2 separate regions of the Homo sapiens genome follow, and region 1 is linked to region 2. A link is a contact called in ENCODE Hi-C or POLR2A ChIA-PET data. All regions are on one chromosome and are shown on one strand. The core of a region is the stretch at or near the end of the contact, and the rest is flanking DNA. Distances in the headings are between cores, read along the strand shown. Region 1 holds the start of OR10AD1 (olfactory receptor family 10 subfamily AD member 1). Region 2 holds the start of TMEM106C (transmembrane protein 106C).

Evidence for each region. A loop is a pair of places that touch in the nucleus more often than their neighbours do. ChIA-PET counts read pairs that join two places held with the same protein, here RNA polymerase II (POLR2A). Pooled maps may share reads with other maps.
Region 1: POLR2A ChIA-PET joins it to region 2 with 10 read pairs in Panc1. The contact joins the promoter of OR10AD1 here to the promoter of TMEM106C in region 2. A Hi-C loop is called at or near these places in 2 of 168 maps with a recorded cell type or tissue (gastrocnemius medialis and naive thymus-derived CD4-positive, alpha-beta T cell), 4 of 37 single-sample maps with no recorded cell type and 11 of 50 pooled maps. POLR2A ChIA-PET finds 5 or more read pairs at or near these places in 4 of 52 experiments (CD4-positive, alpha-beta memory T cell, HEK293, Panc1 and 1 more).

Annotation. Positions count from the first base shown.
Region 1 is chr12:48,201,467-48,204,551 of GRCh38, forward strand. It overlaps OR10AD1 (olfactory receptor family 10 subfamily AD member 1), which reads right to left and starts at 1,826. Exons shown (of 1, transcript NM_001004134.1): 1 at 873-1,826. The coding sequence starts at 1,826. The coding sequence ends at 873. The region is part of intron 1 of LOC102725258 (a long non-coding RNA gene); the gene reads left to right.
Region 2 is chr12:47,962,241-47,965,101 of GRCh38, forward strand. It overlaps TMEM106C (transmembrane protein 106C), which reads left to right and starts at 1,356. Exons shown (of 8, transcript NM_001143842.2): 1 at 1,356-1,464; 2 at 1,969-2,183. The coding sequence starts at 1,997.

The DNA of each region.
Region 1 (3,085 bases), core at 576-3,075, 240 kb after region 2:
TACTTACCCCTAGTTCCCTCTTTCTTCCCTTCCCTTCCCTCCCTCCCTCCTTCCCTCCCTTCCTTCCTTCCTTCTTCTTCTTCATTTTTTTTTTTTTTAATGAGACAAGGTCTTGCTGCGTTGCTCAGGCTGGAGTGCAGCAGTGCTATCATTGCTCGTGCAGCCTTAACCTCCCAGGCTCAAGCAATCCTCCCACCTCAGCCTCCTCAGTAGCTGGGACTACAGGCATGTGCCACCACACCCAGTTCATTTTTTAAATTTTTTGTAGAGATGGGTCTCCCTATGTTGCCCAGGCAGGTCTCAAACTCCATCCTCAGCCTCCCAAAGTGCTGAGATTACAGTCATGAGCCACTGCGCCCAGCCCTTTTTTTCTTGCTTCTTTACCTACTTTTCACAGGAATTGGGTAGATGAGGGTAGACCCAGGAAGTGAGAGTGGAATTTGAGAAAGAAAAACAGTAAAATGAAGAGCTGAAAAATAAAAGAGTTTATTTCTAAATGTATGTACGAAACTCAGGTTGGGGGACTAGCATGTAAAGGTATATACAAATAAAATGGAGTTAAGTGCACTTATTTATTGAATCCTGTTGTGAGAACTTAAGAGGAAAAGAAACTGAGGAAAAAAACTAAGGAAAATCCGAAATTCTCCCGAGGAAGGTCCAAGAAAAAACAATGTGGAAGTGAAGTCAGAGAGATAACATCAGGACATTGGACATCAGGAGGAACTTTCAGGTCTGATTCTAGTGCCAAGGAAGCCATGAACGCTCTTTCCTGGAGCCTTTCAGCATAGGAGAGTTACTCATCTGCCAGGGCTGGGGATGGGGTAACTCTCCCATTCCCCAGGTGAAGGAGCTTTCCTTTCAGGGCCTTCCTGCTAGACAGACTGTGGCTGGGCCAGCCTGGTTCTTCCAAGTGCCCTCACCATGGCCTCCTTAATTTCCTTGTTGCGGAAACTATAAATGATGGGGTTGCACATGGGGGTAATGATGGTGTACAGGAGGGAGAAAGGTTTGTCTTTGTCAGGCCCATGTGTGCTGTGGGGGTTCATGTAAGAGAACATAGCTGAAGTGTAGAGAAAGATGACCACAGTCAGGTGAGAGGCACAAGTAGAGAAAGTCTTCCCCCGACCTGAGGAGGAGGCTTTGCTGAGGATGGTGGCCAGGATGTGCACATAGGAAGTGACAGTGAGCACCATGGGGCTGAGAATTACCACGATGGCATCGGCAAAGATTGCCCACAGACTAAACTGAGGGTCCCCACAAGAGAGGCCAATCACTATGGGGGCCTCACAGAAGAAGCTTTCTATGTGGTTGTCTCTGCGGAAGGGCTCTCGGAATGAAATATACTCGAGAAAGATGCCATTGATCAGCCCAAAGAACCAGGCAGTTCCCACAAGCCTGACACAGACCTTCTGGCTTATGATCGGGACATAGTTAAGTGGGTAGCAGATAGCAACATAACGGTCATAGGCCATGAAAGCCAAGAGGATGCACTCGGCCACACCAACACAGAAGACAAAGTACATCTGGGTCATGCAACATACAAAGGAGACAATGTGGTCCCTGACCACGAGGTGGATCAACATCTGTGGGATGGTAGTGGTGATGAAGCAGACATCCAGGAGAGACAGATGGCCGAGGAAGAAGTACATGGGGCTGTTGAGCTTGGGGTCTGTCCAGGAGGTGATAAAGATGATGAGGCCATTCATGGCCATGGTGAGGCTGTAGAGGGCCAAGAAGAGGGCAAAGAGCAATGCTCGTGTGGAAGTGGAGCTCTGCTGAAAGCCCACGAGGATAAATTCCGTCACTATGCTGCCATTCCTTAGCATCTGGGGCCTGTTTGAGGAGGAAAGATGATGGGAAAAGCACAAGGGTATAGCTGTGGGGTAATAGAAGGTACCCACTTGGTCCCAGAAGCCCAATTATAAAACAGGATGGATGAATGGTGGTCAACCTTTTGGAACTTAGTAAACTAGTAATTTGGCAGTGTTACGGGGTGGTGAAAATGCCAGGGTCATCACAGGCTGCATACATAGAATCATAATATCAACAGATGAAGAAAGTGCTGGTTGTAATGTTCTTTACTCTGGTTTCATCAGGCATCAAGTGAAGTATTGCATCTGCTCCAGAGCCCTCAATATTGAAGGATTAGCCATTAACCAGGATGTATTCAGAGGTGAAAAAATAAGATAATTGGGTCTGGGACCATGCCAACTGAGGAAAAGTTTTAGGAATTGAAGAATGGAGTGTGTGAGGGAAAGGGCTGGTGGCTATCAGGTTATAGAAGATTGTATTTAGGAAGCACTTGAGATATTTGAAGGTGTATTTTTCTAGAAGCAAAAATGCTCAACCTCTGTGTACCTAATTTAAAATGATGAATGGGTTGAAGTTTCAGGGAAAATAAAAACATTCTAATCCTCACAATTGTCCCTCAGCTAACAGTGATTTGCACCTTTTTGGAGACAGTCATGTCAAGCTCTTCCCAGTCACCCACCTCTTCCCAGACTCACTCGCCCAGCAGTTGCTGCTGCTACCGCAGCCACCCATGCTGTGCATGCTGGAGCTGAGGGCTGGGTGGGGGCTCATGCATGCCTTCCTAATAGGAGATGGTTTTCCTCCTGGGGCTGGAATTTACGGTTACACACAATTGGGTGGAAAGGATCCAACCATCCCTGTGTGAAAAGGGAAGCTATGAGCAGGGCATATATCTAACCTTTCTAGAATGGACCTTCAGAGAACTTTCAACTGTCTCTTTGTCTCTGGCAACAAATCTTGTTCTTTTTCCATTTTCAAAGAATGAGCGGTCACAATTCTTATGCTCTTATCTCTCTATTGTAACTTTTAGGAAGTTGTTATGTTCATATTAAGTCTGTCTTATACTTTTCATGTTGTTTTGGAGCTAAGATGTATCAGATCCCTTCCACCTTCAGATGCTTATACTTTTTTTTTTTTTTTTAAGAATTTATAGAGACAGGTACTCACTATGTCACCTGTGCTGGTCTTGAACTTCTGGCTTTAAGTGATTCTCCTGCCTTGGCCTCCCAAAGTGCTGGGATTACAGATGTGAGCTACTGCACCCATCCTCATC
Region 2 (2,861 bases), core at 106-2,605:
TACGTACGTGCCTTTTTTGTGGAGGTCTGGGGAAGGGGGGGCCCTACTACCGAATGAATCTACTCCTTGGTGCCTCTTGGCACCTAATTGGCTTGCAAAGCTCAGCTGTGGGGTCCGTTCCTGCGAGAAGCCAGCAGGACTCCCCATGGAAGGTTTCCCCCAGGCTGGGCCCCTCTGACTTGTGAGACTTCCAGCAGCACTTTTATCTACAGTATTGGAGGGGTCTGATGAAGCCTCTGGGTTCCCCTCCTGGACTGAAGACAGGTTCTGATATAATTGCCGGACGGGTTCTCCTTGCCCGTTGCCCAGAGCTGATTCATCAAGACAGGGGAATTGCAATGGAGATTTTAATTCATGCAGAGCCGGCTGAATGAGATACCAGAGTTTTATCACTCAAATAAGTCTCCCCGATAATTCAGAGACTGGGGTTTTTTAAGGATAATTCGGCTGGTAGGTATCAGGCAGTGGGGAGTGCTGATTGGTCAGGTTGGAGATGAAATCATAGGGGGGTCTAAGTGGGTTCTTCTTGCTGTTTTCTGTTCCTGGGTGGGATTGCAGAACTGGCTGAGCCAGATAACTGGTCTAGGTACTGCCAGCTGGTGCCTCAGAATGCAGGGTCTGAAAAATATCCCCAGCACCGATCTTAGATTTTACAATAGTGATGTTATCCCTTGGAGCAATAGGGAAGGTTTGGAATCTTGTGACCTCTGTCTGGATGACTCCTAAACCATAATTTCTAATCTTGTGGCTAATTTGTTAGTCTTACAAAGGCAGTCTGGTCCCCAGGCAAGAAGGGGGTTTGTTTTGGGGAAGGGCTGTTATCTTTGCTTCGAAGTTCAACTATAAACTAAATTCCTCCCAAAGTTAGTTTGGCCTATACCCAGGAATGAACAAGGGCAGTTCGGAGGTTAGAAGCAAGACGGAACTGGGTAAGTCAGATCTCTTTCACTGTCATAATTTTCTCACTTACAATTTTTGCAAAGGCAGTTTATCCGAATGCTCCGCATGTGTGTACCCTCAGCGACTACACAGCTCCTGTACTATAAAGAATATTTCAGAATGGCTTCGGTAGCCGGCAGCACCTTCCTCCTCTCGCAGCAGAGAAGTGTTTTGCTCTGGAAACTTGACTGGAGCCTTTCCCAGCCTATCTAGCGAACAGCAGAGCATCATCCCGACTCCGCGGACTACCGCGGCCCAACAGCAAGGGTCGCGGCTCCCCGGCGCTCTCTGCCGCCCTCTACCGGAACCGAGGGAGCCAGACAGCTGCGATATTGGGAAGGCCTCCGGAGCCGCGAAGAGCGCACGCGCGAGCGCGCGCCCGCGTTCTCCTGGCGGGCTTGGTATTTGGCGCCTGCGCGCTGAGTGCGTGCCGCTCCGCCGACCGAAGAGGCTGGTAAGTCCTCAAGCTGGCAGGTGGTCGGGGGAGCGGCCGGAGAGGAGCTGCCGGGAGTTCGTGCCCTGCAGGTCTGCGACGCTGGCGTTCGCTCCTGCCTGGGCCACTTTGGTGGGCTCAGAGCATCGCTTTTTGCCAAGGGGCGTGACCTGAGCCCGCCTCCTGGGGCTGGGGGGTGGAGAGGAATGGGAATCGTTAAGGCCGGTTATCAATTTGGTGCCTGTTTGTTGCTCGAGGAGGGGCATAGAGCTTACAAATAGTGAAGAGGAAGGGGCGAGGCTGGACCAGGTGGGAGCGGGGGTGCCCCAAGTCCCAGGGCGGTGAGGATCGAGGCAGGTGCGTGAAAGGCAGGCCCCGTTCCCCCTCCCCACCCCCGCCGGCTGTGTGTGGCGGGTAAGAGGAGAGTGGGTAGCACTACTACAAAATGAGGGTCCCGATAGAAATCGTACAGGTGTTGGGACCACACTCAGGGCGGCAACTTGTCATTTTTGCGTTTTTAATTTTCTTATAGAAACAAGCGATTTCTGTCGTGATTCACTGGGGCCGCTAACGTGCACTCCCTCTTTTCATCTTAGGACATGACACCAGTGGCATATCACGGCCATGGGGTCTCAGCATTCCGCTGCTGCTCGCCCCTCCTCCTGCAGGCGAAAGCAAGAAGATGACAGGGACGGTTTGCTGGCTGAACGAGAGCAGGAAGAAGCCATTGCTCAGTTCCCATATGTGGAATTCACCGGGAGAGATAGCATCACCTGTCTCACGTGCCAGGGGACAGGCTACATTCCAACAGGTGATCATGGAGGGATGATTCCCTGATGAGAATCCCAAGGTACCCTCGGAGTTCTCCTGTCTGCCCAGACAACTTTTCTTCTAGGCAGTAATACCATAATAGAGACAGTGCCCTGGACAGGAGCCAGCTCAACTGACTTAATACACTTGGGCAGTTCTGCAACTTCTCTTCCTCTCCTTATTTTTCCAACCCTTTCTTTTCTTTACCGCCACTCTTGTTCTTTTCCTGAGGTTTGGAACATTCAGTTCGCTCTGTGTTGTGGGATTTGTTGACAGGCACATTTCTTTATCGCTGTCACAAGGATTGGGACAGCTTTGCGGGGGAACCATCTTGGAAGCTGCTTTTCAAGGAAATGGGTAGCTAATCCTTAACAGCCTAAGGTCAGAAAAATATATCAGGTCAAGAGAGAGAGACAAATACTTAGCCTTGGTACAGGATCATCTATTACTATTAACAAATTGGCCCTCAGAAAGTCTTTAACAGTTTAGCTGGAGAGTCACAGAAATTTAGAGCTGGTTAGGACCTTCAAAATCATTTACTCCAAAGCTTCCATATGAAAGGCAAGGAAACCATGGCCTTGAGAGATTCGACGACTCTGCCAAGCCCATGCAGTAAAGCCAGAACAGGATCCCAGGTTTTTCAACTTCCACATCACTACCCTGGCAGCACTGATAGATG